Linked DNA regions of Homo sapiens: region 2 is linked to region 1. The links are chromatin loops, found by intact Hi-C in ENCODE. Cell type or tissue: B cell. All regions are shown on one strand. Links, peaks and the distances in the headings refer to the core of each region. The heading gives the core; the rest is flanking DNA.

What was found. A loop is a pair of places that touch in the nucleus more often than their neighbours do. Peaks named below come from ENCODE experiments on the same cell type or tissue, not always from the same donor. Only the 100,000 strongest peaks of a DNase experiment are listed, where the experiment ranks them.
Region 2: it touches region 1 in a loop (6-fold over the local background); 41 of 110 quality-filtered maps call a loop at or near these places.

The regions. Positions count from the first base shown.
Region 1 is chr1:32,217,567-32,233,496 of GRCh38, reverse strand. It overlaps TMEM234 (transmembrane protein 234), which reads left to right and starts at 11,144. Exons shown (of 5, transcript NM_019118.5): 1 at 11,144-11,190; 2 at 11,479-11,630; 3 at 12,300-12,366. The coding sequence starts at 11,175. EIF3I (eukaryotic translation initiation factor 3 subunit I) reads right to left here and starts at 11,090. Exons shown (of 11, transcript NM_003757.4): 1 at 11,053-11,090; 2 at 10,867-10,959; 3 at 9,376-9,463; 4 at 9,022-9,087; 5 at 7,177-7,326; 6 at 6,967-7,094; 7 at 4,888-4,998; 8 at 4,681-4,770; 9 at 4,289-4,362; 10 at 2,478-2,570; 11 at 1,893-2,382. The coding sequence starts at 11,055. The coding sequence ends at 2,301. It also overlaps the pseudogene MTMR9LP. RefSeq lists enhancers at 228-728, 10,762-11,395, 10,672-11,871. In B cell, for the core only: no CTCF peak of the experiment used is centred there; DNase peaks (open chromatin) are centred at 11,136 and 12,536; H3K4me3 peaks cover 2,123 bases; H3K27ac peaks cover 3,407 bases.
Region 2 is chr1:32,309,319-32,325,248 of GRCh38, reverse strand. It overlaps HDAC1 (histone deacetylase 1), which reads right to left. Exons shown (of 14, transcript NM_004964.3): 3 at 8,467-8,584; 4 at 696-770. Among named protein-coding and RNA genes, the nearest start is that of MARCKSL1, 19 kb to the left of the region's middle. In B cell, for the core only: a CTCF peak has its summit at 8,601 (motif pointing right); DNase peaks (open chromatin) are centred at 5,058, 8,228 and 8,618; H3K4me3 peaks cover 2,077 bases; H3K27ac peaks cover 5,395 bases.

The DNA of each region.
Region 1 (15,930 bases), core at 7,714-15,713:
CAACATGGTAAAACCCCATCTCTACTAAAAATACAAAAAATTAGGCCTGGCACGGTGGCTCACACCTGTAATCCCAGCACTTTGGGAGGCTGAGGTGGGCAGATCACAAGGTCAGGAGATCGAGACCACCCTGGCTAACATGGTGAAACCCCCTGCCTACTAAAAATACAAAAAATTAGCCGGGCATGTTGGCACCCGCCTGTAGTCCCAGCTACTCAGGTGGCTGAGGCAGGAGAATCACTTGAACCTGGGAGTCAGAGGTTGCAGTAAGCCAAGATCCCACCACTGCACTCCAGCCTAGGTGTCAGAGCAAGACTCCATCTCAAAAAAATATAATTAGCCGGGCGTGTTGGCACATGCCTGTAATCCCAGCCACTTGGGAAGCTAAGGCATGAGAATTGCTTGCACCTGGGAAGCAGAGGTTGCAGTGAGCCGAGATCATGCCATTGCATTCCAGCCTAGGCAACAGGGTGGGACTCCATTAAATAAATAAATAAATAAATAAGTAAATAAAAGAAGTGGTATTTTTATTATTTGGTTGGCTTGTTGCATATGCTGCCTATCAGTCCCAGATGCCAGCTGTCTTATGAGATTGAGAGATGCGGGGAGGGAGGGTTCACCTTTCCAGGGTGAAGATCAGATTTAGTTATCTTCTGTTGCTCAGTCTTCCTCTATACCCCATCCTGCTTCACTAACCCCACTAGTCCTGGATCATCTCTATTTACCTCCCTCTCCCCCATCCTTCATCTTTAGTCTTTCTCCTAAAATTGTCTGAGTTTGGTCCTCCCTTGCCAGAAGGCCCTCCCCCCGTCTTCATCCACACTGGTCTCTTCCATCTGGACTCTCCGGCAGCCGCCTCACTGTTCTCTGCATCTTCATTGTTATCAATTTTCTTTCAAAAGCTCCTGGGTCCAGACCTATCAATATTCACAGTGGGCCCTTTCCCGCCTTCTTTCTTTGGCTCATGCCGTTCTCCCCATGTTGGCTGTTGCTTTGCACAGTGGGTATGCTAGGTCTGTTGAGACTCAGCTCAAACATCACATTCTTAATTAGCCTTCTCTGACATTGAGGCAAAACTAAATTGGTTTCTCCCTTTAAATAGAACTCCTTAAGAAGTAGGACTTTGTCTTGTTCCCCTTTTATTCTAGTGCCTAGTACAAGATCTGACTAGCAATAATGTTTGCAAGAAAAAGGAGAAAAGTAAAGGTTATCACTGCTCCAAAGTGGCTGTCACCCTACTAACCAGGGCTGCCCACCCAGACTCCCAGAGGGCATACCTGGGGCTGGAAACTCACTCCCTGCCTTTCTGCAGATGCCGTGTGAAGGGAGGACTCAGATGCACTCCCTGTGGTCTGGGCTCAACCAGCCAAAAGAGCAACAAAGACTCCAGAACCCACTCTACCTCCTCAATCCCTTGGCCATCTGTGGAGCCCCAGAGCCTGCGGCTGTGGCAAGGTGAGCTCCACACCTTCTCCCCTGGGTATTACCCCTCTGCTCAGCGTCCTGACCTGTCTTCCTCCTCCTCAGGCCTGTTTCTGCGCTGGACCTGCTCACCTGAGCCTGCAGAAGCTGCATGGGGGAAGAGTGTGGCAAATAGTGACAGGAAGGGAGAAGACAGAAGCCTCTCAGCCAACTGCTTCAGCCGAGCCCCTATTCTAAGCACTGGCTCCTTGGATAGCAGCTGAGATGTTCCTGAAACCTCTGCAGGCCCCTTAGGACCTTTACACCTTGGATGAGGGTGCCTGCAACCCAGGTTAGCCAAAAGTACTGAGGGTCTTAAGTTTGAAGTGTCCAAAGTATAGGGAGGTCTCAATAATAAAAGTCTCCATGATCAGCATCAGCTTGCTGGGGTGTCAGTGAAAAGGAAAAATGATGAAACAGACACCACAAAATATCTGACCAGAAGCCATTTATTACCAAACCAATTTATTTCTTAGAGTTCAAAACCTTCTGTGAGAATCTTCTCTGGCCTGGTTGGAGATCCACCTTCTTCTTTTTTTTTTTTGAGACGGAGTTTTGCTCTTGTGGCTCAGGATGGAGTGCAATGACGTGATCTCAGCTCACTGCAACCTCTGCCTCCTGGGTTCAAGTGATTCTCCTGCCTCAGCCTCCTGAGTAGCTGGGACTATAGGCGTGTGCCACCATGCCTGGCTAATTTTTGTATTTTTAGTAGAGACGAGGTTTCTCCATGTTGGTCAGGCTGGTCTTAAACTCCTGACCTCAGGTGATCCGCCTGCCTTAAAAAAAAAGTGGTGGGATTACAGGCATGAGCCACCACGCCCGGCAGGAGATCCAGCTTCTTAAGCCTCAAACTCAAATTCGAAGTACTGTGGGTCGAAGTAATGGATACGGACGTAACCATCTTCGCCGCCGCTGCTGTAGCTGGAAAAAGATAGCCAGGCACCAGTCAGGTGCTTACTCTGGGAAAGGCAGAGACCCAACCCAGGCTTAGGTCAGCTGCTTCACTGGTACCCTACCTCTTGCCATCAGGATGGAAGGCAACACTGTTGATAGGTCCAAAGTGACCCTTGACTCTTCCAAACTCTTCTTCAAAGGCCAAATGGAAGAACCTGGAGGAAAAGGGACACAATTAATTCACTTTCTATCTTCTTCCAAAACACTTTGGAGGTGGCACTCCCCAAATGCAAATTGTTATTATTATTTATTTATTTTGAGATGGAGTCTTACTCTGTCACCCAGGGTGGAGTACAGTGGCGCAATCTCGGTTCACTGGAACCTCCCCCTCCTGGGTTCAAGCAATTCTCCTGCCTCAGCCTCCTGAGTGGTTGGGATTACAGATGCCTGGCTAATTTTTGTATTTTTAGTAGAGATGGGGTTTCACCATGTTGGCCAGGCTGGTTACGAACTCCTGGCCTCAAGCCGCCTTCCTTAGCCTCCCAATGTGCTGGGATTACAGGCATGAGCCACCACACCTGGCCTCAAATGCAAATTGTATCACAAAAAATAAAGCAGAAGCCGAGGCGCAGTGGCTCACGCCTGTAATCCCAACACTTTGGGAGGCCGAGGCGGGTGGATCACTTGAGGCCAGGAGTTTGAGACCAGCCTGGCCAACATCTCTACTAAAAATACAAAAAGCAGCCAGGGACGGTGGCCATGTACCTGTAATCCCAGCTACTCAGAAGCTGAGGTAGAAGGATCGCTTGAGCCCAGGAGGTTGCGGTGAGCAGAGATGGTGCCACTGCACTCCAGCCTGGGCAACAGAGTGAGACCCTGTCTCAAAAAATAATAATAATAAAGCAGAAAAATTGAGATAAGAAGTGAATGTGAACAAAATAAGATGGAAATTGGTGGCTGCGTGCCATGGTTCACGCCTGTAATCCCAGCACTTTGGGAGGCTGAGGACAGAGGATTGCTTGAGCCCAGGAGTTCGAGGCCAGCCTGGGCAACATAGTGAGACCCTGTCTCTTACTTTTTTAACTTTTTTATTATATGGGGAAGACTGGACCCAGATGTCTGCCTGAATACATAACTAATACTTATAGAGTGCCTACTATGTGCTGGGCAGTGCTTAAAGAGCTTAATAAATATTAACTGAATAATTTAATCTGCATAATTTTATGTTAAGTATATTGTCATTGTCTCATTATACAGTAGAGGAAATTTAGACATAGAGAAATATAATGAAGGCTGGGCACAGTGGCTCATGCCTGTAATCCCAGCACTCTGGAAGGCCAAGGTGGGCGGATTACTTAAGGCCAGGAGTTCAAGACCAGCCTGGCAAACATGGTGAAATCCTGTCTCTACTAAAAATACAAAAATTAGCCAGGCGTGGTCATGGGTGCCTGTAATCCCAGCCACCCAGGAGGCAGAGGCAGGATAATTGCTTGAACCCGGGAAGCAGAGGTTGCAGTGAGCAGAGATCGCGCCATTGCACTCCAGCCTGGGTGACAGAGCAAGACTCCGTGTCAAAAAAAAAAAAAAAAAAAAAGGCTGGGCACGGTGGCTCATGCCTGTAATCCCAGCACTTTGGGAGGCTGAGGCGGGCGTATCACGAGGTCAGGAGATCGAGACCATCCTTGCTAACACGGTGAAACCCCGTCTCTACTAAAAATACAAAAAGAAAATTAGCCAGGCATGGTGGTGGGCGCCTGGGCCGCTGAGGCAGGAGAATGGCGTCAACCCGGGAGGCAGAGCTTGCAGTGAGCAGAGATCACGCCACTGCGCTCCAGCCTAGGCGACAGAGCGAGACTCCATCTCAAAAACAAAAACAAACAAAAAAGGTACACCACATGAGATTTTAATTTGGAAGAGCTCTCTTCTTCTTTACCTGGCCTCAAACTTGCCAATCCTGGTGGAGGTTGTGGTTACATCCATGGCTTCCTGACCACCGCCCAGGACCACCTGAATGGAAGAAGAAACTCTAGATGGGACCAATGGACACCAAGTCCATTTTGTGTTTTTCTGCTGCCATATACATTTTTAACATCTCACACGGCTCAATGGGAGGATACCAAAGGTAGGGGATGATCAGACACTTCTGCCACCTCCTGCTGGCTGCCCTGGGGCTATTCAATCCTTCCAGCTTTGTCACTCCTCTGGGCATCTCCTCTCTGCCTGACATCATTTCCCCCACAATGTTGTAGCCCAACTTCTGGACAAGCATCTAGAACTTGGAAGCTTCCTGAGGCTTCAGCAGGAAGGCAGGTGGGGTTCTCTTACATGGTCATAGTTGGGGGAGAGGGCAGCTGAGTTGACAGGACGTTCTGTCCGGAAAGTCTTCTGATGTTCAAGAGTTGTGGAGTCAAAAAGCTGGAGAGAGAAGGCAGGGGGGAAATCTGTAAAGAGCTTTCCTGGGGGAAGTCGGGCAGGGTGAGCTGTGCAGCCGGAGGGAGGGAGCAGCCCTGCCAGACCGCTGCCCAGGCTCACCTTGGCTGTGTTGTCCTTGGACGCGGTCACAAACATGGTCATGTCCCTGGATAACTGGATGTCGTTGATCTGCCGGGAGTGCTCCTTAACATTCACCAACACCTCTCCAGACTAGGGAAGGAAGAAGAGTGACACTGAATGGGCCCAATCCCTACTAATCTCAGCTCCCCAGAAACCCAAGCACCCAAATGAAAGCTGAGACAGCATGGACTTTGTGTTTTCCTCACCCCCTCTATCCTATCAGTCACCCCTAAATATCCCTTGACTCTGTCCAGTAATGTACATCCTATGCCTATTGGCTAGTTCAGGTTCACTCTCCAAACATAAACTGCAAAAGCTGTTGGAAGGAAAATCTGGCCATTGATAACCCTTTAAAGATTCCCTACTGCCTGGAGGAAAGTCAAAACTCTTTACCTCCTCACACTGAAGGACGTTTAAAATCTATTCCCCGTCCTCTGTCCCCAAGACCACACCCCAAGGGTTTCTGAAGACTCCATACTTTCTTAACTCTGTGCCTTTGCCTTTGCTGTTCCTTTTGCCTGTGGGATGTTCTTTCCTTCCTGCTTGAAGCTCCATTTATTCTCCAGGGTTTAATGTACACGCCACCTCCCTGGGAGAGTGCACCTTCCACACTTGGCTGAGACCTCTATGGTGGCACAATTCACAATCTGACTCAGGTGCTAGCTGTTTGCAAGTCTGTCTCCCCATGGGGGAAGGGACTGCATCTGATTTACTTCTTTGTTCTAGGAGTTCAGCATTATACTCAGCATTATACAGGGCATTATACTCAGTGGTGGCAAGGAAATGCTCATTTGTGATCCTTAATTATTTTTTTGAGACAGGGTCTTGTTCTATCACCCAGGCTGGAGTACAGTGGCACAATCATGGCTCACTGCAGCCTCAATCTCCCAGACTCAAGCAATCTTTCAGCCTCAACATCCTGAGTACCTGGGACCAAAGGCACACTCCACCACACCCAGCTAATTTTTAATTTTTTTTTGTAGAGACAGGGTCTTCCTATATTGCCCAGGCTGATCTCAATCTCCGGGTCTCAAGCAATCCTGCCACAGCCTCCCAAAGTGTTGGGATTACAAGTGTGAGTCACCACACCCGGCCTGTGATCCTTATTAACATGTCCTGAGTACTTTGTGACAAGTTTTTCAAACATGTGATATCATTTGATCCTTGAAACATTTTACAGATAAACAGGGTCAGAGAAGTCATGTAAATTGCCCAAGATCACACAGCTAGAAAGTGGTGAAATCTACATTTGAATCTCACCTCTGCTCTTTTTAAAATTTTTTATTAACTTTTTTTTTTTTTTTTTTTTTTTTAGAGACAGGGTCTCACTGTCACCCAGGCTGGAGTGCAGTGGTGCAATCATAGCTCACTGCAGCCCCAACCCCTGGGCTCAAGAGATCCTCCTGCCTTGGCCCCCAAAGGCACTGGGATTACAGATGTGAGCCACAGCATACAGCCCTGCCCTTGTTCTGAACTAGTGTGCTATCACCAGGACCCGAGGCAGGTGGATCATCTGAGGTCAGGAGGTCAGGATTCAAGACCAGCCTGGCCAACATGGAGAAACCCCATCTCTACTAAAAATACAAAAATTACCCAGGCATGGTGGCAGGTGCCTATAGTCCCAGCTACTCAAGAGGCTGAGGCAGGAGAATGGCTTGAACCCAGGAGGTGGAGGTTGCAGTGAGCCGAGATCGTACCACTGCACTCCAGCCTGGGTGACAGGGTGATACTCTGTCTCAAAAAAAAAAAAAAAAAAAAAAAAAAGCCACGAGCGGTGGACTGCCTGAGGTCAGGAGTTCGTGACCAGACTGACCAACATGGTGAAACCCTGTCTCTACTAAAAATACAAAAAAAATTAGCCAGGTGCGGTGGCATGCACCTGTAATCCCAGCTACTCGGGAGGCTAAGGCAGGGGAATTGCTTGAACCAGGGAGGTGGAGGTCGCAGTGAGCCGAGATGGCGCCACTGCACTCCAGCCTGGGCAACAGAGAGAGACTCTATCTTAAAAAAAAAAAAAAAAATTATTCTGGTAGGCTCAGGCCCCATGTGGCCTCTTACCTTGGCACTATACTGGTTGAGCTCTCCACTCTCATGGCCAGCGATGATGCACTCCCCCAGGGGTCCCCAAACAGCACTGGTGATTTTAGAGTCATTGCAAGGGATCTTCATGTAGGGCTCATTGTTGTCTGTGTGGGGCAGTAGATGTTAGGCCCTGGGCTCTAGAACTGTACCCTTTACCTCAACCCCAGCCCTATTCCCAGCCCTCACCAATCTGGCTCGGATCCCGCAGGTCAAAAAAGCTCACAAAGCACTGGTAGCCCATCTGCTTGTCCGTGGAGAACATGATGATGTTGCCCCCAAAGTCAAAACCGCAGGTCCGGACAGCCGAATTGGTCTTGAGAAGGGCCAGCTGCTTTCCTGGAGTCAGGCAAAGTCTGGGCTACACCATCCATTGCAATTGCAGGGAGGACATTCTAGAGAATGCTACCATCACATCTCACTGTTTGTCTTGCTCCAGTGACCCAAACTTAAAAAGTATTTTAACTTTTCTTTTTTTTTTTCTTTTTTGAGACAGTTTCACTCTGTTGCCCAGGCTGGAGTGCAGTGGTGCAATCTCGGCTCTCACTGCAAGCTCCGCCTCCCGGGTTCACGCCATTCTCCTGCCTCAGCCTCCCAAGTAGCTGGGACTACAGGCGCCTGCCACCATGCCCCGCTAATTTTTTGTATTTTTAGTAGAGACGGGATTTCACCGTGTTAGCCAGGATGGTCTTGATCTCCTGACCCGTGATCCGCCCGCCTCAGCCTCCCAAAGTGCTGGGATTACAGGTGTGAGCCACCGCGCCCGGCCTTTTTTTTTTTGAGATGGAGTTTCGCTCTTGTCCTGCAGGCTGCTGTGCGATGGTGTGATCTCGGCTCACTGCAACCTTTCAAGCGATTCTTCTGCCTCAGCCTCCTGAGTCGATGGGATTACAGGTGCCCACCACCATGCCTGGCTCATTTTTGTATTTTTAATAGACGGGGTTTCACCATGTTGGCCAGGCTGGTCTTGCACTCCTGACCTCAGGTGATCCACCTGCCTCAACCTCCCAAAGTGCTGGGATTACAGGCGTGAGCCACCACACCTGGCCAAGTATTTTAACTTCTTACCTAGACTCTTTCCTCAGACATCCTGCTAATGTGGCACTACTCATACGTAGACTGCAATATATCTGTCTCTCCCTCAGACTGTGCTTCTCCACAGCAAAGACCTGATCTGATTTCCCTCCATGTCCCCAGTACCCAGCATAGACCTGGCACTAAACAGAACAGCTTAGGCTGGGCACAGTGGCTTGTGCCTGTAATCTCAGCACTTTGGGAGGCCAAGGCGGGTGGATCACTTGAGCTGAGGAGTTCGAGACCAGCCTGGCCAACATGGTGAAACCCTGTCTCTACTAAAAATACAAAAATTAGCTGGTGGCCAGGTGCAGTGGCTCATGCCTGTAATCCCAGCACTTTGGAAGGCCGAGGTGGGTGGATTACCTGAGGTCTGGAGTTTGAGACCAGTCTGGCCAACATGGTGAAACCCTGTCTCTACTAAAAATACAAAAATTAGCCAGGTGTGATGGCGCATGTCTGTAATCCCAGCTATTTGGGAGGCTGAGGCAGGAGAATCACTTGAACCTGGGAGGCGGAGGTTGCAGTAAGCCAAGATTGTGCCACTGCACTCCAGCCTGGGTGACACAGCGAGAGAATCTGTCTCAAAAAAAAAAATCAGCCAAGCATGGTGGCGTGCGCCTATAATCCCAGCTACTGGGGCTGGCTGAGACAGGAGAATCCCTTGAACCCGGGAGACAGAGGTTGCAGTGAGCCGAGATAGTGCCATTGCTCTCCAGCCTGGGTGACAGTGAGACTCTGTCTCCAAAATAAGAAAAAGAAAAAAAAAAAAAAAAAGAAAACTTAATCTATGCTTCCTCTACCATGGCGTGTATTTTCTCATCTATCTTTCTTGTCTCTTATTCCCTAGACTGGAAACTATCTATGGATTTCATCTCTATTTTCCTAGGACCTGTTTACTCAAACAGGTACACTGTAGGTCCTCAATATTTGCTAAAAAGGTGAATGAACCCAGCTTACCTGTTTCACAGTCCCAGAGACGACAGCTGTTGTCAGCTGAGCCAGTGAGGACATGCTTGGTGTCCCCTGAAGAGTTGTTAAGAAATATGACGAAGTTCACCCGAGCCCTTGTCCTCTTGGGATGCCAAGTGAATCATCTCCCTGTTCAGCCCCAAAGAGCCTTTCTACCCCTCTTACCTCCTTATCCAGAACTGGAATTTGTCCTGAATGTTTCCTCAGTCAGTGAAGAGACCAGGGAGTAGGAGGTATCGTTCTCTAGGCCCTCAACAGCACCCCCAACTCCCAACTCCCAACTCAGCCTCTCCATCGCTGACAGACCCTAGCAACACGGACTCAGACCCAAAATAAGGATACAGTCAGCGTCCACACACCACACAGCTCCGGTATGGCCCATGTAGGTGCCCAGCCTCTCACCATTCACAGAGTACCATACATTGACGATCTGGAAAAGTCAAACCACAGGATAGTACACATCCCAGTAAGAGCAATGGCTTCCTATTTTGCCCCAGGAACCCTCAGCAGCCTGTAGCAAGGCTGATTCTGCCCTCTTCTGTTTATTTCTTGGGAAACAGCAGGGAGCTGGTAAAAAGACCAACTCCTGGATTCTCCTCCCTTCCTGAAGGGAAGCAACAGAGGAGTCAGGCGGCTTGTAAAGGCATCCTCATTTGTTAGCTCCAGCTCTCCTGGGACTCCCAACGGCTCCAAAGAATAAAAGGCCAAGTTGAGCTCCAGTCCAGAAAAACAGTATCTCTGATGTCTTATCCAAGTGGGAGCAGCTGGTAGTAAGGAAGTCTGGGTTCTGGTGCCTGCTCTGCCACTGTCTCACTATATGATCTCAAATACAGTGCTTCTCTCCTCTGAACTTCAGTTTTCTCATCTTGAAAATGGCCAGGCCGGGTGTGGTGACTCATGCCTGTAATCCTAGCACTTTGGGAGGCCGAGGCAGGCGGATCACCTGAGGTCAGGAGTTCAAGACAAGCCTGTCCAACATGGTGAAACCCCATCTCTACTAAAGATACAAAAAATTAGCTGGGCATGGTGGCACGAGCCTGTAGTCCCAGCTACTAGGGAGGTTGAGGCAGGAGAATCGCTTGAACCTGGGAGGCAGAGGTTGCAGTGAGTCGAGATCGCGCCACTGCACTCCAGCCTAGGCGACAGAGCGAGACTCCGTCTCAAGAAAAAATAAAATAAAATGGCCAGGTGCCTCAAAAGGCAGTATCATGAGGGATTGTTTGGCATTGAGTAGCAGGATGGGATTGACTTAAAATGAGACTAGAGACACCCTCATTAAGTTCCCTGTGTCTGAATAACACAGCCTGCACCTATCCTGGTAGAAAGATTAGATTATCCCTAAAGGTCGCATCCCGTTCTCTGGGCAAGCTGACCCTCATCTTTATCCCCTTTCCACAGTGGTCTCTTGCTTTTCTTGGAGTGCAGTGGCACGATCTCAGCTCACCGCGCTCAAGCGATCCTCTCGTTTCAGACTCCGAAGTAGCTGAGACCACAGGCGCGAGGCCACCATGTCAGGCTAATTTTTTTGTGTGTAGAGATGGGTCTTACTACGTTGCTCAGGCTGGTCTCCAACTCCTGGGCTCAAGCGACCCTCCCACCTCGGCCTCTCAAAGTGCTGGGATTACAGGCGTGAGCCACCGCACTCGGCCAATAGAGTTCTTCCCCACCTTTCCCGGTAGAATACTTTCGCCAACCTACCCCCGGCATGGCCTCTCCCTACTTCTCACAATGGGCTGCTCTTTGGTTCCCCGCTAACGGCAAAACTGGCGTGTCCACCCATCGTCCTGGCAGAAGGATCCCGCCCCTCCCGGACCCCCTCCAGCCAACACTCACAGGGTCCTTGGCCACAGTAAAGAGGAGGTCTCCTTCGCGGTTATACTTAATCTGCGTAATGGACCGCTCATGGCCCTGCAGTAGGATCGGCTTCTGTGGGGACAAGACAGTAACGTCAGTGCTCGGAATTGGGCCCCAGCCTCAGCCCAGGACCCCCACTGCAATACCCCTAACTCTGAAACTCACCATCCCGGCTGTGACGCGAGGAAGGCCGCAACGTGAGTAAGACCGGAAAAGGTTTCGAGGTCACTTCCGGATTATGGGTCTCCGCCCCTTCGTTCCCGGAAGTAGAAGACAGCGGCGTTGCCATGGCGGCGTCTCTGGGTAGGTAGCCGGCCCCGCCCTTCCATGGATTTCCCGACCCTCGCCTCGAATTCATTTCCTGCTCCACATCCACCCTCTAACCCCGACCCCTGCTACAACCCCAGAGGCCGGACTCCTGGATTCATCTCCCTAGCTTCCCTGGGCCTGCCTTAGCCGCCAGTCGCAGCCGAGGCGAAGAGAGCGAAGGAGGGAAGTGGGGGCGGCTAGCTGGGGCTAGAAGGCCAGGAGAGGGCGGGGTGGGCGGCCGTTTGGGGTGGGGGTCAGGGTGACTCACTCGTCTGCATTCAGGGCAGGTGTTGGCTCTGGTGCTGGTGGCCGCTCTGTGGGGTGGCACGCAGCCGCTGCTGAAGCGGGCCTCCGCCGGCCTGCAGCGGGTTCATGAGCCGACCTGGGCCCAGCAGTTGCTACAGGAGATGAAGACCCTCTTCTTGAATACTGAGGTGCGTCTCTGTGAAAGGCCCCTCTCTCGGTGGAGTTGCCGCCAAGAATTTGGTCTTTGGAGTCAAACAGGTCTGGGTCAGCCCCACCACTTACTCACTAGAAATTCTCGGAAAAGTCAGTTGTCCTTGAGCCTCAGTTTCATCATCTGTAAATGGCGATTATAATAATAACCATCTGATAGGTCAGTTGCAGGAATTAGGTGAGATACGTAGAGCACTTAGCATTAGGCCTAGAACATAGTAAGTGCTCAATCTATGGCTGCCATTATTCACATTTTATTGTGATTCCTTCAGTTACATAAGGCAACATTTGTGAGCCTTTCCAGAGGGAGGGCTTGGGGCTCAAATTGGCCCTGCAGGGGAGGAGTTCAGAGGAGGAAGGCTGGAGCTGGAGGACTTGGGGAAGGCTTCCTGGAGGGGCTGACATTGGCTTCAAGGCCTTGCAGGATGGGAACTAGCAGAGGTGAGGGAGAGGGTAGTTTGAGCAAAGGCACAGACTTCAGTCTGTTTCCCTCTTTGCCCTGGAAGGATCCTCCTTAGAGGGATTAGTGTTCTCTGGGTCCTTATAACCCTGCCTCCCTCCAAGGAAAGACATTCGCTAGGAGCTCAAAGAAGGCAGTGCTGCTCAGTCAGGCCATCACACTGACTGCAGGTTTCTCCTCTTTCCAGTACCTGATGCCCTTTCTCCTCAACCAGTGTGGATCCCTTCTCTATTACCTCACCTTGGCATCGACAGGTGGGTCCTGGCTTGGAACTGTTCTGCTTAGTGTTTGAGGCCACCTGGAAGAGTGATTGGGGGGGGCGGGGTGGAGCTTGAAACACCTCATTCCCATCAGTGAGAGAGGGCTGACTAGCTCTAGTTCCCTCTTACTATCCTCTTCTCTGAACAAGAGGGGCACAGTGTGCTGGTTATGAGTATGTTGCTAGGCACTGGAGTTGGTTTGAAGCCTGGCAGTCATGTGTGACCAGCGGAGGAAGAAGGAAGGTTCATTTTGCTGTGCCAAGTGCTGGCTTTCACATTCTTGCTTCCACTGTGTGCTACCTACCTGACCATGAGCAAGTCACCCATTTGAGCCTTGGTTTTATATAGTTGGCTTCATAGCATTGTGAGGATTAAATTTAATGAATGGGAAACATCTAGGAGAGTGCCTGGCACACAGTCAGAGCTCCATATACATAAATTTCCTTTCTCTTGACATTTGTGACTGCCCTCTACTACGTCAGATACTGCACTAGTCTTACACATTATTTAATTCCAATCATGACTCTGTAAAGCAGATATGATTATCTTAGAAAATGAAGTTGCAAAACTTTGTGCAATTTCACCTCTCAAGTCCCACAGGATGTCAGTGCAGAAGGATTTGAAGCCATATATTAAAAGTTTATGCTCGACTGGGCATGGTGACTCACGCCTGTAATCCCAGCACTTTGGGAGGCCAAGGAGGGCAGATCATTTGAGGTCAGGAGTTCGAGACCAGTCTGGCCAACATGCTGAAACCCCGTCTCTACTAAAAATAACAAAATTAGTTGGGTGTGGTGGTGTGTGCCTGTAGTCCCAGCTACTTGGGAGGCTGAGGCGCGAGAATGGCTTGAACCTGGGAGGCGGAGGTTGCAGTGAGCTGAGATCATGCCACTGCACTCCAGTCCCTGGGCAACAGAGCGAGACTCTGTCTCAAAAACAGAAAGAAAGAAATAATATGCACTTATTTAAAGAGTTTGAAAACCTCTGGCCTCATGCATTCACTGCTGTGGAAGAATGCTGAACCCTTGACCAGCTGACTACAGGTAGCCATTCACCAAGTTTTAATCAAATTGCAGTTTTAGGTTCTTTTTATCTCATTACCCTTTCTGCCTGTATCCTTTAATATCCATCCTTTCTAATAACCAGAACAGTAATAACTATTTATGAAGCATCCACTTCAGCCAGGGACTATCCATGCATTATCACAGTTCATCTTACGACAACCCAACAAAAGAAATGGTATACTGTGACCCCTATTTTACATGCGGGGAAACAGGTTGAGTGTTTGAATATCCTAACCAAGATTGCAAGGGAAACTCAGATCTGCCTCACTCCAATGCCCTCACTTTCCACTGCACCGTGCTGCATCCTTCTTCCATCTACTGTTGCAAACCAGACCTTAGCAGCCATGACACTCCTTGTAAGGTATGTAAACTTAAGAAGGCAGCTCTGGGCAGGGCACAGTGGCTCAGGCCTATAATTCCAGCACTTTTGGAGGCTGAGGTGGGCAGATAACCTGAGCCTAGAGATCACCCTAGGCAACAACAACAACAAAAATACGAAAATTAACTGGGCTTGGTGGTGTGTGCCTGTAGTCCTAGCTGCTCAGGAGGCTGAGGTGGGAGGATCGCTTGAGCTCAGGAGGTTGAGGCTGCAGTGAGCCTTGACCTCACCACTGCACTCCAGCCTGAGCAACAGAGAGAGACCCTGTCTCAAAACAACAACAACAAAAACGAAAAACAACCAAAAAAGAAAGCAGCTCTTTGTAAGTGGGGTTGTATCAATTTCTTAGATGGGTAATGCCTCCATGCTGGGGCCTCCCAGGGGATGAGGAGCAGGACAGTTTGCTCCTTTGCCTCACACAGGCGAGCCCTGGGAGTGCTGGGAAAGAATTTGCTGAGGAGCCAGTGTGAACATCTGGTCTGCAGTTGAGTCTTGTTACCATGGATAACTCAGCTGATTCGTCCATTGGTCTTTTTTATGTGTATGTGGTGCTTTTTTTTTTTTTTTTTGAGACGGCATTTCGCTCTTGTTGCCCAAGCTGGAGTGCAATGGTGCGATCTTGGCTCACTGCAACCTCCGCCTCCCAGGTTCAAGTGACTCTCCTTCCTTAGCCTCCCCACTAGCTGGGATTATGGGCATGTGCCACCACGCCTGGCTAATTTTGTTCTTTTGTTTTTGTTTTTTGAGATGGAGCCTTGCTGTGTCACCCAGGCTGGAGTGCAGTGGTGCAATCTCTGGTCACTGCAACCTCTGCCTACCAGGTTCAAGCAATTCTCCTGCCTCGGCCTCCCAAGTAGCTGGGACTACAGGCATGCACCACCATGCCTGGCTAATTTTTGTATTTTTAGTAGAGACGGGGTTTCACAATGTTGGCCAGGCTGGTCTTGAACTCCTGACCTCAAATGATCCACCCGCCTCGGCCTCCCAAAGTGCTGGGATTACAGGCGTGAGCCACCACACCCAGCCTAATTTTGTATTTTCAGTAGAGACGGGGTTTCTCCATGTTGGTCACGCTGGTCTCTAACTCCCAACCTCAGGTGATCCGCCCGTCTCAGCCTTCCAAAATGTTGGGATTACAGGCATGAGCCACTGCGCCTGGCTGTGGCTCTTTTTTTGATGTGATAAGAACACTTAACAGGAGATCTACCCTCAACAAATTTTAAGTTAACTCCATTAGTCTTTTTCTTTTTTTTTTGAGACAGAGTTTCACTCTTGTTTCTCAGGCTGGAGTACAGTGGTGTGATCTTGGCTCAGTGCAACCTCTGCCTCCTGGGTTCAAGCGATTCTCCTGTCTCAGCCTCCTGAGTAGCTGGGATTACAGGCGTCCGCCACTATGCCTGGCTAATTTTTGGTATTTTTAGTAGAGACGGGGTTTCACCATGTTGGCCAAGCTGGTCTTGAACTCCTGACCTCAGGTGATCCGCCCGCCTCAGCCTCCCAAAGTGCTGGGATTACAGGCGTGAGCCACCCTGCACCCAGCCAACTCCATTACTCTTTTTCAAGTTTGCTTATTGGCAGTCAGCCCCTTGGAACTTCAAAATTAAGGAACAGATCCTGGGCTATGATGCCCTCTACCCACACCACAGGTCCAGCCCAATGTCCTGAACAGGTCCTGCTCCTTCCTTCTGACACTTTTTATTTTTAACTCCATAAGGCCTGAGCTTGGGCTGAAACAGAAACAAAATGTGCTTCATCTGATGTTCTGCTCTGTCTATATCCACAGTTTAATAACGGCGCAGGCTTTGGAGTCAGGCAAGCCTTGGTTTAAATCCTCAACTTGCCTTAGTTTATGTGACTTCTTTGAGCCTTTGTTTCTTTTACGCAAAATGGTGATAATCCCCTTCTTGCAGTGTTGTGAAAACTGAGATATGTACACAAAGCACCTAGGCCATGGTATGTGCTTAATAAATGGTGGCTGTGCTTGGTGTTACCTGACTCTCTACTCATCCTTTGGGATTTGGGTGCCTGCCTGTCCGTCCAGATGTCCTTGAGATCTCACGAGTTCTCTTTGAGTGCAAAGACCTCATTCTCATTATCAAACCAGGCTGGTCCCAG
Region 2 (15,930 bases), core at 3,730-11,729, 96 kb before region 1:
ACATGAGGAGTATTTCTGACCTCTAAAGGTAATTACCATACTTTTTCATAGGACAGATTCACAGATGATGACACTTCCATTTTTATAGCACTTTGCAGTTCACAAATTGCTTTTACGTACAGCATCTTAACAACCCCAGGAGGTCTGCGGGGAACGCCTGTACATAAGATCTCTTAGTAGGAAAGGACAGTCAAGGACACCTGTCAGTACCATGTCAGAGATTGAACCTGGGCTGGGACTGAACCAGAGGGACATTTTAGAGGCTTTTTAAATTTTTTTTTTGGAGGCAGGGTCTTGCTTTGTTGCCCAGGCTAGAGTGTAGTGGTGTGACCACGACTCACTGCAGCCTCAACCTACTGGGTTTAAGCCTCAGCCTCCTGAGTAGCTGGGACTACAGGCACGAGTCACCATGCCCGGCTAATTGTTTTTACTTATTTTATTTTTTTATAGACAGGAGGGTCTATGTTGCCTGGGCTGGTCTTGAACTCCTGACCTCAAGCAATCCTCCTCCTCAGCCTCTCAAAGTGCTGGGATTACAGGTGTGAGACACTACACCAGCCATTTTAGAGACTTCAGTAAAAACCACAGGACCATTCTACATGGTTTCAGATCAGCCAACTAGGATAGCAGCCTAAAAGGCAGACCTCACTAGAACAACCCAGTCTACCCCTGGGGAGAAGATGAATATTCCTTACCCACAGAACCACCAGTAGACAACTGACAGAACTCAAACAGGCCATCGAATACTGGACAGTCCTCACCAACGTTGACTTGAAAGAAATAAGCAAAAGGTTAGTTTCCACAATTTCCTTTAGTTTACATATTTATGAGCTGATGGAAAAAAACACAGAATTTAAATTCAGGAGGTGTGGGTTCTAGTCCAGGCTCTACTTCCTGGCTGTATGACTGCATCAAGTTGTTTAACATCTTTGAGCTTTAGCCCATTATTATTTTTTTATTTTTTAGAGCCAGGGGCTTGCTCTGTTGCCCATGCTGGAGTGCAGTGGCACAAACATGGCTCATGTGCAGCAGCTTTGACCCTCACCTCCTGGGCTCAAGCAATCCTTCCACCTCAGTCTCCCAAGTACTTTGGACTACAGGTGCATGCCACTATACCCAGCTAATTTTTTTTTCTTTTTTTTTTTTTTAGAGACAGAGCCTCACTATGTTCCCTAGGCCTCATGCAGTCTTCTTGCCTTGGCCTCCCAATAGGCATGTGCCATCACACCTGGTCTTAGCCCATTATCTATAACAAGCAAAACTGATATCCCACCTCACCCACTGGTCAGAAAATTAACAAAAATCTAATATGGAGAAGCAGTTAGCAACTTGGAAAATGTTGGTTCGTTTCTTGAGGGAGAAAAACTTATCCTCTGGCCCTCACGCCAGCTGACAAACAAGGGGCAAGAACAGAGACCCAGAGAACTATCGTTCACTGCGCACGTACAACACGCCAGACACTGCGCTACATGCGTTAAATACCCGAGATCATTCATCTTCACACAAGCTTCTGAGGTAAGATTTGGTCCCATCTTATAAGTAGGGAAACAAGGCCTGGCACAGTGGCTCACACCTGTAATCCCAGCACTTCGGGAGGCTAAGGCAGGAGGACCACTTGAGGCCAGGAGTTCAAGACCAGCCTGGGCAACATGGAGAAACCCCATCTCTACCAAAAACATAAAAATTAGCCAGGTGTGGTGGCAGCTGCCTGTAATCCCGGCTACTTGGGAGGCTGAGGCACAAGAACCACTTGAACCCGGGAGGCAGAGGTTGCAGTGAGCTGAGATCGCGCAACTGCACTCCAGCCTGGGCGAGACAAGAGTGAGACCCTGTCTCAAAAAAATAAATAAATAAATAAGTAGGGAAACAGGTTCAGAGAGGTGAGCTGTTAGTAAATGGCAGAAGCAGTATGCAAGCCTCAAGCTTTGGTTTGTCTGTTTTTTTTTTGAGACGGAGTTTTGCTCTTGTTGCCCAGGCTGGAGTATAGTGAAGTGATCTTGGCTCACTGTAATCTCTGCCCTCCAGTTTCAAGCCATTCTCCTGCCTCAGCCTCCCGAGTAGCTGGGATTACAGGTACCTGCCACCACACCTGGCTGATTTCCGCATTCTTAGTAGAGACGGGGTTTCACCATGTTGGCCAGGCTGGTCTCAAACTCCTGACCCTGTGATCCGCCCGCCTCGGCCTCCCAAAGTGCTGGGATTACAGGCATAAGCCACCGTGCCCAGCCAGCCTGTCTGTCTTAAAAGCCTGTGAAAATATATCCCGGCCCTTTTCCAAGTCCTTTCACATATACAACCTCATTTGATCCTCACAACAACTCTATGAGCTGGACAAGCCAGATATCAACCCCACTGTGCGGAGGAACAAACAGATACCGAGAAGTTAAGTGATTTGCCCAAGGTTATAAAACCAGGCAGTAGCAGAACCAGAATCAGGGTCCCGGTGTCTTGACTCCCGTAGCCCAGTGTCTTACTGCTACATTCACAGTGACAAGTGGAGTAAAGTTATTTCGGGCCTAATGGGGTAAAAGTACCAAGTAGTACATAATGTGGAAACATATGCAAACAATAAGGCAAATGAAATGAAAACAGGAAGGAAAGCACACCTGGAGGCTGTAGACTCACAGACCTAGAGGAACTTTATAGCTCCAAATCTCCTCTTACAGAAAAGGTAACTACTGGCCGGGCGCGGTGGCTCACACCTGTAATCCCAGCACTTTGGGAGGCCAAGGCAGGTGGATCACTTGAGGTCACGAGTTCAAGACTAGCCTGGCCAACATGGAGAAACCCCGTCTCTACTAAAAATACAAAAATTAGCCAGGCATGTGCCTGTAATCCCAGCTACTCAGGAGGCTGAGGCAGGAGAATCACTTGAACCCAAAACGTGGAGGTTGCAGTGAGCCAAGATTGCACCCCTGCATTCCAGCCTGGGTGACAGGGCGAGACTCCATCTCAGGAGAAAAAAAAAAAAAAAGTAACTGCTGAGACATCAATGAGCTACAGGAAGTCAGAGGCAGGAGGTGTGGGGCTGCATACTTATTCTCTTGCCCAGCCTTCTACTGTACCCACTGTTATCAAGATTTCCAAAAGTAGAGGAAGGAGCAGCCCTGGGGTGAGAGCAGAAGAGCTCAGTTTGGATTGTGCTGGTAAAATCTCAAGACACAGTTGAAGCTCAAGATCTACAATAACCACAAGAGTTACCAGCTCTGGTTCTGCACTAAACTTGGAGGGTGCCAAGATCCGGTGCTCTGAGGAAGAAGCATGGCTGCATGAGGGAGTGTGCAGCGGGTGGGTCTCTTCCTCACTTCCTGGGTAAACACTGGGAGGCTGTGTAAATAAGAACTTTGGTCCCTGGGCCCCGGCTGTTTATCCATTGGCAACTGATTTCCCTCTCTGGCCACTTCCTCCTGCACAGAGTTTGGCCTGCCTGCGTTTCCAAAGCTTTGTTTATACTCTTATTTGGGATATGGAGCCTCCATGGGAAGGAATGGGTGTTTTGGACGTGAGAAAAAAAAAAATATTTTTCTTCAGGCACCAAACCAACATGTAGCTCAAATGACCAGCCCTTTTATTCCTAGTCAATAAGCTATGTGATTAGAGATGGAAAGGGGGCAAATGGAAGAGCAGATACTCATGTGAGCTAATCTGTGAGGGTAGGGAAGACTTTTCCATGGGTTTTCTCTCTTTCTGCTATAAACGCTTTTCTCATTCTCACACTAGCTTTAGACTAAAGGGAAGCAATACTGGGTGAGAGGTGGAAGCAGACGTAGGCAGAGAAGGCAGTCAAATGCTCATTGCAAAGAGATGGGAAGATTAAACACTAACCTCAGGATAGTGCTTATACCTTGGCAGTGCTGGTAATGGGGTGGGGGGCTGGGGGAGTGGGAGAGAAAGGGTATGTGATCAAGGAAAGATGCCCAAGGGGGCATCAACTGTATTGATAATGTTTTCTTTCTCAGGCTGGGTATTGGGCACACATGGATGTTCATTATATTATTATTATTATTTTTTTTTTTTTGAGACAGAGTCTTGCTCTGTTGCCCAGCCTGGAGTGCAGTGGCGCAATGTCAGCTCACTGCAAGCTCCGCCTCCTGGGTTCACACCATTCTCCTGCCTCAGCCTCCCAAGTAGCTGGGACTACAGGCACCCACCACCACACCCGGCTAATTTTTTGTATTTTTAGTAGAGATGGGGTTTCACTGTGTTAGCCAGGATGGTCTTGATCTCCTGACCTCGTGATCTGCCCGCCTCGGCCTCCCAAAGTGCATTATATTATTTTTTGATGCTTTTTGTGTGTGTCTAAAATATGTTTTTTTCTTTTTCTGTTTTTTTTTTTTTTTTTTTTTTTTGAGATGGAGTCTTGCTCTGTCGCCCAGGCTGGAGTGCAGTGGCGCGATCTTGGCTCACTGCAACCTCTGCCCTCCAGGTTCAAACAATTCTCATGCCTCAGCCTCCCGAGTAGCTGGGATTACAGGCATATACCACCACACATGGCTAATTTTTGTACTTTTGGTGGAGACAGGGTTTCACCACGCTGGCCAGGCTGGTCTCAAACTCCTGGCCTCAAGTGATCCACCTGCCTCAGCCTCCCAAAGTGCTGGGATTACAGGCATGAGCTACCCTGCCTGGCCTGTGTATCTAAAATATTTTATATACACTATATTTTTTAAAACTACAGAATTGGGGGACTAGAGTTCCATTCTGCATTCTACCATCACCTTGCTGTGTGACTGGGAAAGTTTACATGTCTGTAAAATGGATGAGAATGTCTCCCAATTTTTTACCAATCCCTTTTATCATGTTTTCACCAAAAGCCCCCTAAATGCATTTATTTGTGTTCCCATTTTCACTTGCTAAATATTAGGTCAGAACTTCTGGTCAAGGCTCTCAAAGTGACCAGAAAGGGTTTATTACATTTCAGCCACAAGCAAGGAAACCTGATTTACTCGATCTTATCATAAGCATAACTTCCTAGATTAGGTGTGTGGGATGTTTTTGTGTGTGTGTGGGTTTTTTTTTTTTTCTTTTTGAGAAGGAGTCTCGCTCTGTCGCCCAAGCTGGAGTACAGTGGCGTGATCTCGGCTCACTGCAAGCTCCGCCTGTCGGGTTCACACCATTCTGGTGCCTCAGCCTCCCGAGTAGCTGGGACCACAAGCGCCTGCCACCACGTCCGGCTAATTTTTTGTAAATTTTTAGTGGAGACGGGGTTTCACCGTGTTAGCCAGGATGGTGTCTCGATGTACTGACCTCGTGATCCGCCCACCTCGGCCTCCCAAAGTGCTGGGATTACAGGCATGAGCCACCACGCCTGGCCATGTGTGTTTTTTTTTTATTGAGACGAGTTCTTGCTATGTTGCCCAGGCTGGAGTGTGGTGGCGAAATGAGACCATACCTCAATGCAGCCCTGAACTGGGCTCAAGGGATCCTCCTGCCTCAGGCTCCTGAGTAGCCAGAATCACAGGCATGTGCCACCATACACAACTAATTTTTTATTTTTATTTTTTTAAGATAAAATAAGAGATGGGGGTCTCACTATGCTGCCCAGGCTGGTCTTGAACTCCTGGCCTCAAGCTATCCCTCCTGCCTTGCCCTTCAAAGCACTGGCATTACAGGTGCATGCTACCATGTCCAGCGCCTAGGTTAGATATTGGTACATATTCTAAAAGGGCAAGTTAAGGATTAAGGAATTTGAGGCTGCAGTGAGCTATGATCTTGCCACTGTACTGTACCCTGGATGACAAAGCAAGACCCCATCTCTAAAAACAAGAATAAAAATAAAAATAATTCTTTTTTTAAAAAGGGCTCATTACTGTCTTGGTAGATACCCCAGGTTATAAAGCACTGTGTTAAGTGACATCTAAAGTCTCTGTCTACTCTGACCCTCCATAACCCTACAAATCAACTCAGTGAGGTACTCTGAAGTTCTTAGAGAGGCTTATTCTTCCTGCCCCCATTTCTGATGACAGAAAAATCCAAGACCTAATTATTTTAATTAGAAAAATTTTTTTTAGAGACCAGGTCTCACTATATTACCCAGACTGGCCTTGAACTCCTGGGCTCAAGAAATCTTCCTGCTTCAGCCTCCTAAGTAGCTGAGACTATAGGCACCCAGACTGAATTTTTTTTTTTTGAGACGGAGTCTCGCTCTGTCGCCCAGGCTGGAGTGCAGTGGCGCGATCTTGGCTCACTGCAACCTCTGCCTCCTGGGTTCAAGCAATTCTCCTGCCTCAGCCTCCTGAGTAGCTGGAATTACAGGCATGTACCACCAAACCAAGCTAATTTTTGTATTTTTAGTAGAGATGGGGTTTCACTATGTTGGCCAGGCTGGTCTCAAACTCCCGACCCCAGGTGATCTGCTTGCCTCAGCCTCCCAAACTGCTGGGATTACAGGCGTAAGCCACCACACCCAGCCAGACTGAATTTTTTAATGTACAACTTTAGAATGCTGGATTCGGAAAAATTGGCGCACCAGAGCAGAACCTGCACACTCCTCAGGGCATAGCATTTTGTCTGCCTTGATAAGTTTGTAAATAATAAAAATAGTAAGTCATAATAGCAAAAGTGATTATGCAATAGCAAAAATAGCAAAAGCAATTCATTGAGGGTAGACATATTATATATATTTAAATATATTATCTTCACTTATTCCCCCATCCTTGACTATGAAATAGGCACTAATGTCTTTTTTTTTTTGGTCTCGCTCTGTTGCCCAGGCTGGAGTGCAGTAGTACAATCATGGCTCACTGCAGCCTCGACCTTCCAGGCTCAAAAGATCCTCCCTCCTCAACCTCCTGAGTAGCTGGGACCACAGGTGTGCACCGCCATGCCCAGCTAATTTTTTTATTTTTTTGTAGAGATGAGGGTCTCACTATGTTGCCCAGGCTGGTCTCAAACTCCTGGCTGGGCTCAAGCAATCCTCCCACCTTGGGCTCCCAAAGTGCTAGGATTACAGGCATGAACCGCTGTGCCTGTCCTGTCTTCCTCTTAAAGAGGGAAAACAGGTCGGGCACAGTGGCTCAGGCCTATAATCCCAGCACTTGGGGAAGCCGAGGCTGGCATATCACCTGAGGTCGGGAGTTTGAGACCAGCCTGACTAACATGGAGAAACCTAAAAATACAAAATTAGCCGGGCGTGGTGGCACATCCCTGTAATCCCAGCTACTCAGGAGGCTGAGGCAGGATAATCGCTTGAAGCCGGGAGACGGAGGTTGTGGTGAGTAGAGATCGCCCCATTGCACTCCAGCCTGGGCAACAAGAGCGAAACTCTGTCTCAAAAAAAAGTGGCAGGGGCGGGAAATAACACCAGAGGGGCTAGGAAACCAAGGATTCAAACTAAGACATGAAAGCTTATTTTCTTACTTTAATAGCAAGTTGCTCCTCTAGTGAGAGCCCACTGTGCTGAGAGTAGAGCCTGATCCTTGGCCTAAATGGGTTATGGAAACCTCTAAAGCCATCTACAGGAAAGGCATGAATTTGCCTCATCTTGGAGGGAAATAAGACCCTGCAATTCAGAGAGCAAACACCTCACTCACAGCAGCTGGCAGCTCCTGGAGTTGTCGGTAGCAAAGAAGCTTAATGCTTCAAGGAAGGTCTCTGTGGTTCTGCCATCAATACCACTGTACAGTTATTATTAGTTGTAATAATAGTTATAAATAACTTTCTTCCTTGGGAGTAAGACTACCTTGTGGTCAGCAGCAACAAACAAGTGCCGCATATTTTCTGACACTTCCATATAAGCTGTCATAAGTTAATCAAAACTTCTTCTGGACAGTGCTGTTATACTATATGAAGTCTTAGGTGCTAAGAGATAATTTCTAAAATAACACAAGGGGGAAGTCAGGTATGATAGTTTTGTCCCAAATTTGAATACTTTTTTTTTCCCCCTCACAGCTAAAATAATTCCCACGATTCCTACAAACTAAGCGTGGCTTCCAAGATGGGACCTGCTCTGAAGTTCAAGTCCAAGGGATCAGGGGCAGCATCACCTCATCTCAAAGATTACACCATCTAGAATCTGTCCTGAGTGGCCTCTAAATTCTCAATTAATACCCACTAAGTCAAAACAGTTACAGTTGGACAGAAATCAGAGATCATGTGGCCCAGCCCACTTTACAAAAGAAGAATCTGAGGGGAAGTGACTTGCCCACTCAGCTGAGAGTTAGAGTTAAATTTTACTGTATCTATTGTCTCCCCGTCCCAGGTCAGTGCTTTTTCCACTACAATAATTACAGTACTCTTGGGACAGTGTTGTGAACATAACCAGAAAAAGTACTACCTCTATCGTTTACAAATCAGGAAACATGAAAAATCCGACTTGAGGGGAAAAAGCACTCTGGCACCTTTAGGAGGTAGGGGAAATCAGGTGTCCACTGAATGGGAGGTGCGAGGACGGCAGAATGGGCCTCTACAGTGGAAAGGGAGATGCAACTGGCGGCTTCAGAGTGTGAGGGAACAGAATGGACTTACATCTCTGCATCTGCTTGCTGTACTCCGACATGTTATCTGGACGGATGGAGCGCAAGAATTTAATGTAGTCATCGCTGTGGTACTTGGTCATCTCCTCAGCATTGGCTTTGTGAGGGCGCTAGAGGGCAGAAGGGAGAAAGGGCAAGTTATTTTTGACCACGGCCAGTCCAGTCAATCTAGTTTGAATATTTATATTTCCTGCGCAGCATGGAGCTAGGTGCTATAAAGAATAAAAAGAAATAACTGGTTAGATTCAGGCTTCAAGAAATTTACAATCTAACTAGGCAAACAAGATTATCAAAGGAGACAGAGTATCAGAAGACCTACAGCAGCTCAAGCTCTGTTGCTTAGGCAAGTTACTGTCTCTTGAACCTCCATTTCCTCATTTACTAAACAGGGACAACATAGACCACACAGGGAAGTTGAGAGAATTGGAAGAGGTTGTTAAATCTCTTTGTAAACTGTAAGGTGCTTTACAAAATTATTACTTTTTTTTTTTGAGACGGAGTCTCGCTCTGTCTCCCAGGCTAGAGTGCAGTGGCGCAATCTCGGCTCACTGCAAGCTCCGCCTCCCGGCTTCACGCCATTCTCCTGCCTCAGCCTTCCAAGTAGCTGGGACTACAGACGCCCACCACCACGCCCGGCTAATTTTTTTTGTATTTTTAGTAGAGACAGGGTTTCACCGTGTTAGCTAGGATGGTCTTGATCTCCTGACCTCGTGATCCGCCCGCCTCGGCCTTCCAAAGTGCTGAGATTACAGGCATGAGCCACCAAGCCCGACCTTTTTTTTCGTTTTTTTTTGTTTGTTTGTTTGTTTTGAGGCGGAGTCTCACTCTGTCACCCAGGCTGGAGTGCAATGGCATGATCTCGACTCACTGCAACCTTCGCCTCCTGGGTTCAAGCGATTCTCCTGCCTCAGCCTCCCGAGTAGTTGGGATTACAGGCGCCCACCACGACGCTGGCTAATTTTTGTATTTTTAGTAGAGATGGGGTTTTACCATGTTGGTCAGGATGGTCTCGAACTCCTGACCTCAGGTGATCCGCCCTCCTCGGCCTCCCAAAGTGCTGGATTACAGGCATGAGCCACTGCGCCCGGCCTACAAAATTATTACTTATTATTATATAAAACTGGCCGAGTGCAGTGGCTCACGCCTGTAATCCCAGCACTTTGGGAGGCTGAGGCGGGTGGATCACCTGAGGTTAGAAGTTCGAGACCATCCTGACCAATATGATGAAATCTGGTCTCTACTAAAAATACAAAAATTAGCTGGACGTGGTGGCATGCACCTGTAATCCCAACTACTCAGGAGGCTGAGACAGGAGAATCGCTTGAACCTGGGAGGTGGAGGTTGCAGTGAGCTGAGATTGTGCCACTGCACTCCATCCTGGGCAACAAGAGTGAAACTTCCTCTCAAAAAAATAAATTAAAAAAAATATATATGTATATATACGTATTATAAAATTATGGACAAAATGGCTCCAAGAGTTCACGAAAAAAGGGTATCTAATGAAAACTGAAACAGATGGGAAATCCTTTATAAGTCATCACATCAACAATTTTGATCACATCCTCCCCACTAACACTTCCTTGACAAGCTAATTTCCTGGTTATCCCAACATTCTGACTCCTCCTTCCCTTTTTAAAATTATTTCCTTTTCCTCCCATCCCTTAAAGGTAGGTCTTCTTCAAACATGACCCTCTGCCTCTCTAATTACCAATACAACAAAAGTCCTCACTTAATGTCATCCACAGGTTCTTGGAAATTGTGACTATAGGCAAAACAATGTATAAAGAAACCAATTTTACCATAGGCTAATTGATATAAACAAGAACTTAAGCTCCTACAGCATATTTCTGTCACAAAAACATCACTAAAATTCTAAATAAAGACCCAAAACACTTCAAACATCAAATACTGAAATAAATGTGAAATATCCCTTTTTTTTTTTTTTTTTTGAGACGGAGTCTCGCTCTGTCGCCCAGGCTGGAGTGCAGTGGCGCGATCTCGGCTCACTGCAAGCTCTGTCTCCCAGGTTCACACCATTCTCCTGCCTCAGCCTCCCAAGTAGCTGGGACTACAGGCGCCCGCCATCACACCTGGCTAATTTTTTGTACATTTAGTAGAGATGGGGTTTCACCATGTTAGCCAGGATGGTCTCGATCTCCTGACCTCGTGATCCACCCGCCTCGGCCTCCCAAAGTGCTGGGATTACAGGCATGAGCCACCTTGCCCGGCGAAATATCTCTATATTTAAGAAATATTTATAAAAATAAGGAAGATCATTATTGGGCTGGGTGCAGTGGCTCATGCCTAAAATCCCAGTACTTCGGGAGGCTGAGGCAGGTGGATCACTTGAACCCAGGAGTTTGAGACCAGCCTGGGCAACGTGGTGAAACCCTGTCTCTACAAAAATATAAAAAATTAGCTGGCTGTGGTGGCACTTGCCTATAGTCCTAACTACTCAAGAGGCTAAGGTGGGAGGATCACCTGAGCCCAGGGAAGTCCAGGCTGCAGTGAGCTGTGATCTTGCCACTGCACTACAGTCTGGGCAACAGAGCAAGACCCCGTCTCAAAAAATATATACATTATTATTTACCCAATTTTTGGTGAATCAGTGAGTGATGGCGGTTGTTGTGGTGGTGGGTTAAATCAAATAATAAATGTATGCAAAGTTAAAATTGCAAGGAGAACCTTCTACCATCATGCAGTTCAAAAACGAACAATAACAAATATGGCAGGCTCGCTGAGTGTTTCTGTATCACATCTTTTATTGTTGTGCATCTGTATGATTATTGTCTACTTTATGAATTTTTACTTGACAATAATTTGAATTCAATCATTCATTTCCAAGGGTGGCCAGAGCCTGTCCCGCAGCTCAACACAAGGAACCAACCTTGGACAGGACGCCATTCCATCACAGGGTGCACTCACACCCATATCCACACTTGCTCAGACTAGGACCATGGAAACATGCCAACTCACCTCACATGCACATCTTTGGGATGTGGGAGAAAAATGGAGTACCCGGAGAAAACCTACACAGACATGGGGAGAATATGCAAACACCATACAGATAGTGGCCATGCCAGGAATCAGTTATTTTTCTCCTCAACGTTATAACTAAATGATGCTGAGCGAAGTGATGTTATTTGAGAACCTGCCATATTTTCTGCAGTTTATAAAGCATTTTCAATACACAGCCAACATTTATTGTTTCCTCTGTGACAGTCACTCTTTCAGGCACTTTAAACGCTATCTCATATGATTCTTACAACAACCTTTTAAAGATCTAAGCCCTGGAGGATCGCTTGAGCCTAGGACTTCAAGGCTAGCCTGGACAACATAGTGAGACCCTGTCTTTTTCTCTTTTTTAAAATAATTATCGGGGCCAGGCGCAGTGGCTCACACCTGTAATCCCAGCACTTTGGGAGGCCGAGGTGGGTGGCTCACCTGAGGCCAGGAGTTCAAGACCACCCTGGCCAACACAGCGAAACCCCATCTCCAATAAAAATACAAAAATTAGCCGGGCGTCATGGCAGGTGCCTGGAATCCCAGCTACTCAGGAGGCTGAGGCAGGAGAATTGCTTGAACTCGGAGGCAGAGGCTGCATTGAGCTGAGATCATGCCACTGCGTTCCAGCCTGGGCAACAAAGCGAGACTCCATCTCAAATAAATAAATAAATAAATAAATAAATAAAATAAAATAAGTTATTGGGCAATCTCTCCAGGCCAGAATGTGTTCAGATTCCTAAGACCCCATCTCTGAAAAACAAAACAAAACAAAAAAACACCTTTTAAAGTTCATGGCCAGGTGCGGTGGCTCACGCCTATAATCCCAGCATTTTGGGAGGCCGAGGTGGGAGGATTGCTTGAGGCCAGGAGTTTCAAACCAGTCTGGCCAACATGGCGAAATCCCATCTCTGCAAAAAATACAAAAATTAGCTGGGCGTGGTGGCAGGCTCCTGTAATCCCAGCTACTCAGGAGGCTGCAGCATGAGAATCACTTGAACTTAGGAGGCAGAGGTTGCAGTGAGCCCAGATTGTGCCACTGCACTCCAGCCTGGGCGACAGAGCGAGACTCTGTCTCAAAAAACAAGCAAACAAACAAAAAAAAGTTCATAGCCAGGCACAGTGGCTCACGCCTGTAATCCCAGCACTTTGAGAGGCTGAGCGGGGCAGATCACTTGAAGTCAGGAGTTCGAGACCAGTCTGGCTAACATGGTAAAACCCCATCTCTACTAAAAATATAAAAAATTAGCTGAGTGTGGTGGCGGGCGCCTGTAAACCCAGCTACTCGGGAGGCTGAGGCAAAGCATCGCTTAAATCCAGGAGGCAGAGGTTGCAGTGAGCTTAGGTCATGCCACTGCACTCCAGCCTGGGCAACAGAGTGAAACTACATCACAAAGAAAAAATAAAAATAAAAAATTCATACTATTATTATCCTTATTTCACAGGGAGGAAACTATAGAAGAGAGAGGTTAAGTAATTTGCCTGGGGTTACACAGCTGGTAAACTGGAAGGAATCCAGAGATCTGGCTCTGGGTACTTTGACTCTCTCATTTAATCCTCACTTAATTTAATGAGGCATAATAAGACTGAACGACAGATACTGTTTTATCAAAAACAGCCATAGTGAAGCCAGATGCAGTGGCATGCACCGTAGTCCCAGCTGCTCAGGAATCTAAGATGTAAGGATCACTTGAGCCCAGGAGTTCAAGGCCAGCCTGGGCAAACACAGTGAGACCCTGTTTCTAAAAAGGCAAACCAAAACACCCACAGTGAAAGAAAAAAGACTTAGCTCCAAATACCAAGTTGTTTTTTTACTATACTAAGCCCTTTACTCTCTTCCTAATGTCATCAAAACTTTGGTCTGGCTATCCCTTCTACACAGATGACTGCACAAACTCCATTTTGATCTTAGTTCTGAGCTCCAGATTCACAGTTCAAATAGCTTCTCAGTCTGCTCCACCCACAAACCCTAAAGGCACTTCAAATTCAACTGGACTCAACAATTTGTTGTTGAGAGCCTAGAAGCACTCAAATTCCACTTAACTTCCAAAAGTTCTCTTTCATTATTTTTGTTAATGATACCAACATCCACTCAGGCTGAAAACCTAAGTGTCATTTTAAACTCTGTCCTTTTTTGCCTTCCTGTTTCAATCCATTGCCAATCTCTCTCATTATGCCTCCATAATATTGATTGCATCTACTACCCTATTTTTCCTATGTCCTTCTTTCCCGGGTTTCCTATTCTCAGCACCAACCACCTAGTTGTTCAAGATCGAAGCCAGGGTATCATCTTTGTTTTTTTTTCGAGACAGAGTCTCACTCTGTCACCCAGGCTGGAGTGTAATGGCACGATCTCGGCTCATTGCAACTTCTGCTGCCCAAGTTCAGCGATTCTCCCGTCTCAGACTCCTGAGTAGCTGGGATTACAGGCACCCGCGACCACGCCCGGCTAATTTTTGTATTTTTAGTAGAGATAGGGTTTCACCATGTTGGCCAGGCTAGTCTCAAACTCCTGACCTCAGGTGATCTGCTGGCCTTGGCTTCCCAAAGCGCCAGGGTTACAGGCATGAGCCACCACACCACACCAGGCAAGAATCATCTTTGATTCTTCTTTTTTCATCCGCTACATTCAACTTCTCTTGAAACTACCACCAATGTATTATCTGTCAAATCTGTCCACTTCCATCCTGGGCTACCACTTTTTTTGACTTGGATTCTGGCAACAATCTCCTAACTGGTATACTAGCCTCCTTCTTAACCATTGTTAATTTATGCTGAATACTACAGGCAGAGTTTTCTGTCTCTCTTTCTTTTTTTTTCTTTTCTCTCTTCTTTCCTTCCTTTCTTCCTTCCTTCTTTGTCTTTCTCTCTCTCCCTCCCTCTCCCTGTTTCTTTCTGTCTCTCTATTTTTTTTTTCTTTTTTTCACCGACTTTCACTCTTGTCACCCAGCTGCAGTGCAATGGCACAATCTTGGCTCACTGCAACCTCCGCCTCCCAGATTCAAGCAATTCTCTTGCCCCAGCCTCCCGAGTAGCTGGGATTACAGGCTCCCACCACCACTCCCGGCTAATTTTTGTATTTTTAGTAGAGATGGGGTTTCACCATGTTGGCCAGGCTGGTCTCAAACTGCTGACCTCAGGTGATCCATCCGCCTCAGCCTCCCAAAGTGCTGGGACTACAAGCGTGAGCCACTGCGCCCGGCCTGTCTTTTTCTTTTTTATTTAGAGACAGAATCTCCCTGTGTTGCCCAGGCTGGTCTCGAACTCCTGGGCTCAAGTGATCTTCTTGCCTTAGCCTTGCTAGTAGCTGGGATTACAAGCGTGTGTCACTGTGCCTGTTATAGAGTTATCAGTCTTAAAATGCAAACTGAATCATGTCACTCCCCTCTAAAAACACTTCAAAGGCATCATTACTCAAAATATCAAGTTCAAACTCTTTAACCTGGCTTGGAAAACCAGAATAATCTGATCCCTGCTCACCCCCTTACACTCACCTAAATATTTTGTGCTGTATGCCAGGGAACACCAAACTCAAATCACTCATAAGCGCCAGTCAGTTTAGCTAGCTTAAAACAAACATAAACAAAACACTGGTGAGCAGAGGACAATCTTTATTTACATAGCTCTAGCTGATGGCTGCCATGAGGGAATTTGGGCCCAACTGCCAGATCCTTTCTGGACAATTTCATTTTTTAAAGGTTGGCCACTAACCTAATGCCCTTAAAATACTTTGAGTTAAATAAAACATGTTTGAGAGACTGAATTGATCTCATTCACTGTGCCAATCTGCCAAGCACCATTTTGCTTGCACTTCCCCAAGGGCCATCTCTCTCACATTTAGGCCTTTATACATGCTATGACCTACAACACTGTTCTCTTCACACCCTCTACTCAACCTTTAGGTTGCAAATGAAAAGTCAACCCAGGCACACACTTGTAGTCTCAACTACTTGGGAGGCTGAGGCAGGAGAATCACTTGAGCACAGACAGGAGTTTGAGGCTATAGTGCATTATAATCTCACCTAGGAATAGCCACTGCATTCCATCCTGGGCAACAGAGCAAGGCTTGTTTTTTTTTTTTTTTTTTTTTTGAGACTCGCTCTGTTGCCCAGGCTGGAGTACAGTGGCACGACCTCAGCTCACTGCAATCTCCGCCACCCAGGTTCAAGCGATTTTCCTGCCTCAGCCTCCTGAGTAGTCGGGATTACAGGCATCCACCACCATGCCCAGCTAATTTTTGTATTTTTAGTAGAGAGAGGGTTTCACCATGTTGGCCAGGTTTGTCTTGAACTCCTGATCTCAGGTGATCCGCCTGCCTCGGCCTCCCAAAGTGCTGGGATTGCAGGCGTGAGCCACGGCACCCAGCCAAGGCTGTCTCTTAAAAAAGAGAGAGAGAGAGAAAGAGAAGAAAAGCCAATTCCCCCAAAAAGCTGTCCTTGACCTCTCAGAATCT